Linked DNA regions of Mus musculus: region 2 is linked to region 1. A link is a loop called in an ENCODE intact Hi-C map of the cell type or tissue named here. Cell type or tissue: heart. All regions are shown on one strand.

Evidence for each region. Peaks named below come from ENCODE experiments on the same cell type or tissue, not always from the same donor. Only the 100,000 strongest peaks of a DNase experiment are listed, where the experiment ranks them.
Region 2: it touches region 1 in a loop (2.4-fold over the local background); 4 of 42 quality-filtered maps call a loop at or near these places.

The regions. Positions count from the first base shown.
Region 1 is chr5:74,638,602-74,643,601 of GRCm38, reverse strand. The region is part of intron 2 of Lnx1 (ligand of numb-protein X 1); the gene reads left to right. Among named protein-coding and RNA genes, the nearest start is that of Gm32304, 6.6 kb to the left of the region's middle. In heart, a CTCF peak has its summit at 2,301 (motif pointing left); a DNase peak (open chromatin) is centred at 2,501; H3K27ac peaks cover 285 bases; H3K27me3 peaks cover 706 bases.
Region 2 is chr5:74,700,243-74,705,242 of GRCm38, reverse strand. It overlaps Lnx1 (ligand of numb-protein X 1), which reads left to right and starts at 2,340. Exons shown (of 11, transcript NM_001159577.1): 1 at 2,340-2,451. It overlaps Gm15984 (a long non-coding RNA gene), which reads right to left and starts at 2,771. Exons shown (of 4, transcript XR_001784879.2): 1 at 2,571-2,771. In heart, a CTCF peak has its summit at 2,174; DNase peaks (open chromatin) are centred at 612, 1,252 and 2,212; H3K4me3 peaks cover 1,299 bases; H3K27ac peaks cover 1,605 bases.

The sequences.
Region 1 (5,000 bases):
TTCATTGAGCAAACAGAAACTGTTTGGGAAGATGGAATTTTTATTCAATTTGTGCAACAACAACAAAAAAAAAGACTTTAGCACAAAAGAACCAAATGTCTTCGTGGGGCACATTGACAAACGGGGAGGAAGAACGCAATTTCTCAATATCCAAGTGTCAAGTCCTGTGCTTTGGAGGGTCTGTGACTTCCAGCCTGGAAAGTGTTAGACAGAGGAGGCCTTTTCGTAGTTACCCAAGGAGTGCCACGTAATGGATGTGAGGGAATGGAGGAATGGTTTTGAAATGTCATCTGGAAATAATTTCCACTTGAATGCCATGTCACCTTCTCCCATGTCTATCTCCACACGGAGCTGTGACCCCTCTGCACAGCCCCTGGGGTTGAATGGACTTCACAAAAGCACAAAGACCCAAAAAAAGACTCCTGCTGACATCTGGGTGCCCAGGCTATTTGGAAAGCCCATCAGAAAACCACAGTGGTCAGGCTGCCTTGATTCCTGTTACCCCAAAAGCCGTTTCCCATCAACCTTGAAGTAAAAAACATTTGATCCGTAGTCCAGTTCCCAAAAATGTGCTATTTATGTGTGTGTATGTGTTTGTGTGCGTGCGTGTGTGTGTGTGTGTGTGTGTGGGTGTGTGTGTGTGTGTACATACGTGCATGTGCATGCTTGTGCATGCTACAATATTAAGAATTAAACATAGGCCTGTTACATGCTCTGTGGTCTCTGCCCCGGACCCACATCTCCAATCCTCTTTGCCATTTATTTTGGTTTTATTTGCTGTTTACTTTGATATTGGGTCTCGCTCCCTAGGCCAGGCCAGTTTGGACTCCCTCATAGATAACGCAGAACCTATTATCCTCCTGCCTCAGCCCTCTGAGTTCCTGACATCACAGGCCTATGCCTCCAGGGGGAACTCATTTCCAAATGTTCTATAAGTAACCAAGTAGAACAATTCTCAAAGGAACCAAAAATAGCAGGGACTAAAGTTGGGCAAAAAGCTGCCCTCCTTCCCTACCCCTGCGTACATATTCCCAATCCCTAAACAGTTTACAGAAAACCCTCATTGTCTGTAGCTTGGGACTCTCCAGCTCCCCTCCCCCAAAATGTCCAGGAAGAGAAGTTGATGACCTCAAAGAGGCCAGAGAGTCCTAGGATGGATAAACTGTCTTGACATCTCTATGAAGAATTAACCTGGCATGTGGACTGTGCCCAAACCCTCCACCATCCCTCATCAACCTCTGTCAATTGCACATCTGGTTTGAGCTTTGGAATTCTTCCGAGGCACCCCAGGGAGCAGCACACATATTTATCAGACTCCCCTGGCTATCTGCTAGGCTTTGTCTAAACTAAACAGGGAGTTTATTCTTCAAGTTTCTGGGAAGTACTGGAATTGCTTACAATGTAGAGCTGCAAAGGTTGCTGTAAAAGAACATATTGAAGCAGCCATTGGAAGGAGGGACATTTTGGACATCCGTCTAAGAGAATAGCATCCAAGCGAGCATGCACTCGGAAGCATCTGAAACCAGGAACTCCTCCACCACATCCCTAGCTTCCATTAAATCTTTGGGCCAAAACATAGGAAAAAGGGGGACTATGTACTACTGTCATTGGTAAGAGCATCCCCTTGGGGTCACAGCCCTGATTTCACACTGTCTGCATTAAACAAGGTAGCCAGCTCATCTGGTATGCCCAGGACTGACCACTTTTTAGATGATAATTCTGTATCTCTGAACCAGGTTAGTCCCGGGAAAACAGGGACTGCTAGTCACTAGAGGTTAACCATGACCTTGGGCAAGCTAAACTGTATATTGTTTCCAAATCTGCAAAAAAAAAGAGAGATTGATCAAGCTTGCCTGACAGGTTTTAACAGGGGTAAATAGGTTAAGTGTAAGTGCTCAGAACTGAGCCGCCTTCAGGACAATGAATATTGCTTACTTTGTCATAGACAAGTATGCAGAGGATTTAGGTCAAGATAAGAATCCCAATACTATGTCTGGCTTCCAACTCTTGCCACTGTGTTGAATCTCGTTGTCTGTACCTGTAAAGTGGGGGTATAATATCTCCCAGTTAGGACATTGTTGAATAGGCTAAACCCCAGTTCATGCCTGTTATTAAAAGCACTAATCTAATGACTGTCATAAGCACTGTCATGAACAATAGCAAACAGGGCACACTGGCCAGCATGAGCTACTTGCAGTGCCTCCTCTCTTGAGAAAGCCTGCTTTCAACAGCGAATACCCTGCCTTATGCATGCAAGAGAAAATAAAGTCTGGAACTAAAGAGCTCCCTCTAGAGGCAGAATAAATAACCCACCTAGCAGTGCCCATGAAGCCCAGATAGGAACCTTTTAAACTTCTGCTTCTAGGACGAGGAGGCCAAAGCTATTCCCAGAGATAATTAGGTTATTTCTGGAGATGGGGATCGTCAGTGAAACAGGAAGCCCAAGGGCATGCAGGGACCTAGGATGTGCACTCTGCTGGCAAATGGCCCTGGTGACAGGGCAGAGGCAAGGACACAAGCTGTGTGGTGCTTGTGGCTCGTGTCTCTCGGCCTCAGGCCTGAAGGCACTGGCTTGATGAGAGCAGGCTACGCTTGGCAGATCACGCTGCCTGAGTTCTTCTCAGCAGCCACCCAGTGGATGATACAGTAGTAAAGAATAGGATATACCCAAGAGCTGCTTCTAGATTTCCTTGGGTCTCCCCTGCTTCTTGTGTTCCAAGCACCTCTTGCTTATCAGCCACCCACGTGCATGGCATCTTACTGCCCTACTGTGCACACCTCAACCAGAATTCCACCGTCCTCTCCAGGGACCAGCTGTGTGATCCTGGGAAGGTTCTCTGTGCCTGGAGTATACCAGTGTTTTCCTCATAGGGCTGGTGTGAGGACTGAATGGATCAATACATGTTTCACAACATGCCTGGTCCGTAGTGCATAGCACGTAGCATAACTGTCAGTGTGAGTTGCCCCAACTGTTGATGATGAATTTGAATTGTGAACTGAGGTTCAAAGGATCAAACACAGTGCCAGAGCCATTTACATGAAGGGAAAAGAGGTCCAGTTCCTCTCTGTGCTTCTTTTCCTCCTCACTCCATCCCTCAAATAGAAACTGGCCCCGTTCAGAGACTAGCCAACCGTATCTCAGGCATACAGACCATCTTGGGTAAACTGAGTCACGCGTGCCTACTGAGGTTGGCATCGGACCCTTCATTACCTGTGTGAACTCTATCCTGAGGGCACCTTGTCCCTCCTCACACCCCATGTCCACCTGGGAGCCCCAGGCAGCTAGAACGCAAGTCCCCATCTCACATGGCTTCTCAGCTTGTTTGAAAATTTTCCTTTCTGGTGTTCATTAACAAGGGAACTGGGTGGCTGGAGAACTGGGGACATTTTCCCCCAGCGGTTTGGAGGCAGAAGAGAGGAAGTGATCCAGAGAGGCCATGTGTGGCTGGTGGGGAAGCCTGTTGGCTCTTTAAGATGAGCTCCATCTAGGTTCAAATTTATTCTCTCCCTCTAAGCTGACTACCAAGAGTACACTTGCCCACTGATCCTGCTTGACTCCTTAACTCATGCCAGCCTCACCCAAGACTACACATAAGCACCAACGCTTATTGCCGACATGGTTTCTGGTAGCAAACAAGTGACCCTGTGGTCCCATCCCACATGGAATGGGAAAGGAAGCATGGGGTTTAGCCTAGAAGGGGGATCAAGAGAATGTTAAGAGTAATTTCCAGAAAGTTCCTGGAAGGGGGCTTGTATTCAGGACCAGAAAGCTTGGAAACTAAAGCAATCCTGTTGGTGGAAACTGCACTGTTGCTTGAGTCTCTTCCAAGTATCATGATGAGAACTAACCGGCAGGGATGGGTCTCACTGGGGGTGGGGCGCGCGGGGAGGTGCTCAGGAGCCTCTGTGGGAGTGTTCGGAGGATGATGGCTGATGCACTTATTTTTATCTCAGACACAGTAGAGATGTCTAGTGTTTTCCATTCCAGGACTTGTGAAATATTGCCATATATTTAAAATATAGCCTGCCTCCTCCCCCACTCCAAAAAAAGGATTAAGGCAGCTTGCAACTATTAAACCGTGTCTAGTCAGCACAATTAGAAGCATAAACAGAAAGTATCTAAAAACAGAAGGAAGAAAAAAATAGCTGTTCTCAGCCCCCCCACCCCATCCCCCGGAGCTGTTTTAACACAGCCTGTGACACCCTGTCTGCCTGCACATTGCACACGCCAGTGAGGGCTGAGTGGTGATCAGGGTAAGCACGAGTTTGCTCTCTTGAAAGCTGTGATCTCTGGGAGAGAAGGGACAGTCATTCAAACGGGAAACGCTGGATGTGGCGGCACAGGCTTGTAAGCCTAGCACATAGGATGCTGAGGCAGGAGGATCTCACGTTCCAGACTAGCCTGGGCTACATAGTGAGAATCTATCTCAAAAAACATCAAGGGAGGAAAGGAGAGAGGGAGGGAGGATAGAAGGAGCGGGCAAGGGAGGAAGGAAGTGGGGAGAAAGGAAGGGAATGGCTGGCTGGCATTTGGCAATGGCAATCCTGTGTAGGCCAATGGTCAGAGAGCCTGAAGAAGTGACTTTGGGTGGAGCACCTGTCAGCTTCATTCCTTCTGCCCTCTCCCTCTCCAGACTTAGCATCAGACTTCTCTGTGCCTACTGTCTCCAGCCCCAAGAGTATAGCTTAGCTTTGCTGAGCCCCCGGGAGTGGGGGCTGGTAGTCAGGTGTCCCAGTTTAATTCACTGTTCTACTCTAACATTTCTCCTCCCGCTGATCTCACTTCCACTCTGTGTGTCCCCATCGGCAAGGCATGTTACAGGGACATGGCATGGAACCTACCATTCCCTGCATCCAGCATGAACTTAGATTCTTGGGGTTTTTTAAATGGAGTGTCTACACCTTGGCTACTACCTTCTTGGGGTCTTTGAATGGGGTGTCTACACCTTGGCTGCAGCTGCTATGCCTCATTTCTCTGGACTCACCTCCTCTGCAAAGCC
Region 2 (5,000 bases), 62 kb before region 1:
GGGGTTCCGGTATAAAGTGCTTGGGGAGAGTACGCGGGCCTGGCAAGCTCTTGCTGTCTTTCTTACTCCGTGTTCGCTTTAGTGGTCATTATTTCTGTCTGCCTCCCCCCACCTTACCTTAGAATCTAAGACTTTGTTCAAACACAACAGCCGGAATGAAACAGTGGAGTTTATACTGAACTTGGTTTTAGTCTTTAAAGAATAGGCTACATTCAGCTGCATAGAGAAGCCCTTCTCTTGGCTAACCATATAAAATATCCAGGAGTTTCTCTTCTCTTACACAAGACACCTGAGCCTTAGCTCCACTCCCAGTTTAATGCTGATCCACTTCCTCTATTTCCCCTCTCTCTCCTAAGTTTGTCTTTCTTTCACCAGGCTATCCGTGCAAGTGGCTGTGTGTTTGTGAATACAGCCAGAAAAATTCCCATAGTCTAAAGGCCTTCCTTCAGCGAAGTTCTGTGCGCGTTCATTGATTGCACATTTTATGCAAATATATTTCTCCTGTGCCTCTCTGCCCAGGGTTTCTGTGCCTGGAAATCTAACTGCCTCTCCAAGTCAGAGCCAATCCCCTTGGGCAAGGTGAAGCTTGACTGACAGCACAGAGAGGGCGGAACTCAATGAGGGGCGTGGCTTTCTGCAAGCTGGCTAGCCTTGGTCTCCTCCTACCCCCGGGGACACGGGGACACGCTGTCTCAGGAAGGAGAAGCTTTTGTCTTGCTGGGCTAATAGTACTTCCTCCCACCCCCACCTCCTGCCTCGAAAAACCTGCACTTGAAAGGTTCAACTACCTTTATTATCTTCCCACTCCTCAACCCCCAAGCCCCAACCCCCTCCCCCTCCCTCCTTTTCGAACCTTTTGCTTTTATCGGTACAGGGTAGCCACGCCTCCCTTAGTTTCTATTGGATAAAGTAGCGAAGAGAGGTGTGTGTATGTGTTTGTTTTAAAGAGTCCCAAGCTGCTTGGTCCCAGATGGATGCGCTGTTTAGGCCTGTCTGGGGTGAACCAGTGATTTGAAGTTGCCTCCTGCGCTAACTTCATCTTCCTTCTGCTACCCTCTCCTTTTACTTTACAAGGTACCGAGTGACAGGGAGCCAGCTACCAATGTGGGCACTCAGGGAGAAGGTGCTTTTTTACTATTTCTAACTCTAGCTGTCCCCTAGTCCCGCCCACAAACCACGGCTAGGCCGTGAGGTGTTAGAACAGGCGACTTCTACAGTTTCAAGATCAGGAGGGGGGAAAGATTTTCAGCAGACGTTTTCTTCGTTAGGGGACCAAAGTGTGCCTGGACCAACCCAGGAGAGAGAACTCCCCAGGGTCCCCAGGTAGCACATTCCGAACAGTGACTACATCTGCGAGGGAGGCTGGCTGCGAGCCACAGACACACAGCAATTCAACAGGCTGATGGGACAAGATGCCACAGGCCTTAACCAGCAGGCAGGAATCCTCTTAGCTGTCACTCAAGTGCCAGCTGAGTCGTGCCATTAGCCTGCTGGAAAAGCTGAAGCAAGGGTGACTTGTCCAGGGTCACACACCAAGCTTGGGACCAAAATAGCCCTGAGTCCTCTTCCCTATCTCTCCCTGCAGACAACATGGCCTTAGTAAGGCGCTATCATTCTAACCTGAATCATTTAAAGTACTCCTAATTGCAGGCCTACTGTGGACTGTAACCACCACGTGACAGACAGGCCGAGGTAGGAATGCCTGAAGTTTTACCAATGCCTGAATCTATTATTAATATGCTGGGGACCGCGAAGGTGTTTGGGAAATGATGCTGAAAGGTATCAAAATTAGATTTTTTTAAGTAGACTTAGGTCATCTCTGGTTTGTTATAATATTGGGACAGAAAAACACTAGGAACTCAAAGGGATGTGATTCAGAAAGGCGTTAGTGGGGACAAGTCCCAGATATGGCTAAGTCTTCACAACCTTTTCCTTCCCCCCCCCCCCCTACAAAAATCCCTGTCTCCTTCCAGTGTTTAAACTTCCCTTTTAATTCTGATGTTGGCAGCTGTGTGGGCTCCTGTGAGCCTGGAGGGGAAACAATATCAGGCATACAAGATGGGCCTGGGAAACAATCAGGCATTCGCATTCAGATCTGTACACGGGGCTAGACACGTGCTATGCTCAGAAAGGAAAGTAAATTCCACTTGGCAAATTGCTCTAACTGATTCATTTGTCCTCTGAGAGACGCCACCTACCTGCTCCAAGGTAGTCAGGTAATTGACGGGGGCGGAGCCTCTGGGGATGTTTTAGTCCCTAAGGTCTCAGCCAGACTTCCGTGATGTCACAGATTTCCTGCTCTGAACCAACCAATACCCTTCTTCTTCCTCCAGCCACCTGTACACCGAAGTTGAGACCGGTCACAGCTCAGGCGGCCCTAGACGCTTCTGGCACAGGGATGGAGGCTGGCTGGTCACTGCTGCTTTGAAAGTCCCAAACATCTTTGAACAGGTGAGAAGAAACTACTTTTTCCTCTCTTTAGACCTCTGGCCCAAAAGGGATCTGAACAAGGAATCTGAATTTAAAAAAAGAAAAGAAAAGAAAGAAAAAGTAAAAGAAAGACCACTTACTGGCTCAGTCCAGAGTAACACTCTGAGAGTAGAGATGTCTGCGCCAGTCTTACTCCATGGCCAGCAACGTTATCTCGGCCAGATATTTAATCATTTTTGTTTCCTGATTATTAATCCGGCCTCTACTTGTTGGTGACGTTGATCTGATTCTTTTTAAAACCCCTGAGAGAAGTGAGGTGAGATGCTTTTTGAAAGTTAGTTCAAATGTGCAGACCAGTTCAGCCTGTTTTGTGTGTGTGTGTAGGGGGTGGTGTGGGGTGCTGGGGACATTCACAAAATTCAGATTGTCCTTTTTTTTTTTCTTGCTTGCATTCATGTCATCTGAAGCAATTTTGATCCAAAGCTGTAATACTTCCCTAGGTCTTGTTGTTTACAATAGAAAGTCAATACTAAAGGTAATAAATTCTGGCTCCCTATTTATAAGCTTTCTTCTCTCTCCCTCTCTCTCCTTCTCTCTCTCTCTCTCATAAAAATCCTTTAGTTTCCTTTATTTGTGGAAAATATTTAGCAGTCTGGATTAGAACTGTTTACCTTCAGGCCAGATAGGTTGCCTGCTGACCTTTGGCTAAAGTAAAGATTACCCTTCAAGGCCACAAGAATGTAACGCCAGGCCTGGCTTTTGAATTGTTGAAACTCTCTTGTTGTTTCTATCTTTTCTATATTAATAAATATATGGAAGAGGCTGCTCTGCTAGGACCCGACTCTAAAAGTAATTGTAAATCCTCAAGGACCCATATTTATTTTTCTAATCCTGACCACATAACCTGCTCTCAACGAGCCTGAGAGACCCACTCCACTAGCTAATATTATTAACAAGGGCAAAGAAACAAGTCCCCAATCTGTCTTCTTATCAACTTAGCTGGGAAGCTCCAGGAGAGAAATAAATGAATCCTGAGACATTCCATTTTATAGACTTTGATTAGTCCCTTTCCTGGGTCTTAAATTAGCAGCGGGGTTTATAAGGAAATCATCCACTAGGAAATAAGCCCAGAGACAGCCCTCTAAAAAGTAAAAGAACATGCCAAACATCCAACTGTACGAACGCACTGCCCTCGAACGGCTGCTTCTTGCTGGTAAGTGTCTGCTTTGTGCTTGTTACTGGTTTCTCTCTGACTCTTGGGAAGCTCGTAGTCTCTTTTCTAGCTGACCTTTGTGCCCAGTATTGTCCTCTAAGCTAGTGTGTTTGCAGAGTGACTGCCGTTGATGCCTTAATAACATTCTCAGTTGATTCAGAGGTTTGTGAGCAAGGTGAGAGAAGGACTCCCCATAGCCTGGATTTTGTACGCCATACATTTGTCTTTGATGTTCCAAACCTCTGCAAACTTTCACCCCTTCTCCTATACCTGGTTAATTAGTTATTTTTAAAACAATGGACCTATTATTAAATAACAAATTGTTTGATCATTGTCTCTAACTGCATAGGAAAATAATATTATGTTTTTATTGCCCCCAATTCAAGAAAAAGGAAAAAAAAAAAAAAACCATGACAGGGCAGAAATCAGAGTCCAGTCAGTGTCTAGTACAGGGGTGGGGTAGCTTGTTGGATAACTTGCAGGTGTTCTCCCTGAGAAGTTGCCATGACAACTCCACTAGTTCAGGTGTATACCAGTGCGATTAGGAGATTTTACATCCTTTAGCAAATTACTGAACTTCTCTGGACCTCCATTTCCTTCTCGGTAGGATAAGAGATATAAGTACTATGTAATGTGGTTCTCTGAGTAGAGGCAGTGCCTGGTACTGAGCCAGGGACAAATGAAAGCCAAGTCCCTCTCTACTGGAGGAATTTTTCTGGGAGCTTGGACGTGTGTGAGCCCATGTAGCTCTCCTGTGGCTGCACTGGTTCAGAACCCGGCTCTTATTACTGTAATTAATTGTCAGTAATTAACACCACTGTTAACAGTTTGGAGAACACACAACAGTCCGGAGGAAGGAGAATGAACAAGCTGTCATTCCCTGAGCCAGGCAGCGTGGTCTGCCAGCCCCCTTGGCGAAGCAGAGTCTGGAGTGGTCGCTCTTCCTTCTTGTCCCCAGCTCAAGGCTCTTTTGATGCATTCACAAAGTGTGAGTTCCTAACGGGCGTTCAGGAGAAAGTCTTGTTGTTGTCGTTGTTGAGTGCTCTGACTTTCAGGGAGCCCAGTTCGTTTTCATCATGCTACCACCCTGAGTAGCCTTGGGTACTTTGTCCCCTCTAATCTCATAGTCAAACATCTTCTACCTCAGACTCCATGAGCATTTGGCCAGGTCAGTATGAGAGGTGACAGATAATTGCAACCTGTACCACTCTGTGGAGGGAAGGCTCATAGAACCTTTGGATAAAATCCACACCTATGAATAGAATATGTTGTACCCATCAATGACCTTGAATCATTGCATCAGAGCAGTTGTGGTCCCAGACCCGCTGCGGGCTTCTTCTGGTCCCACCCTCTTCCC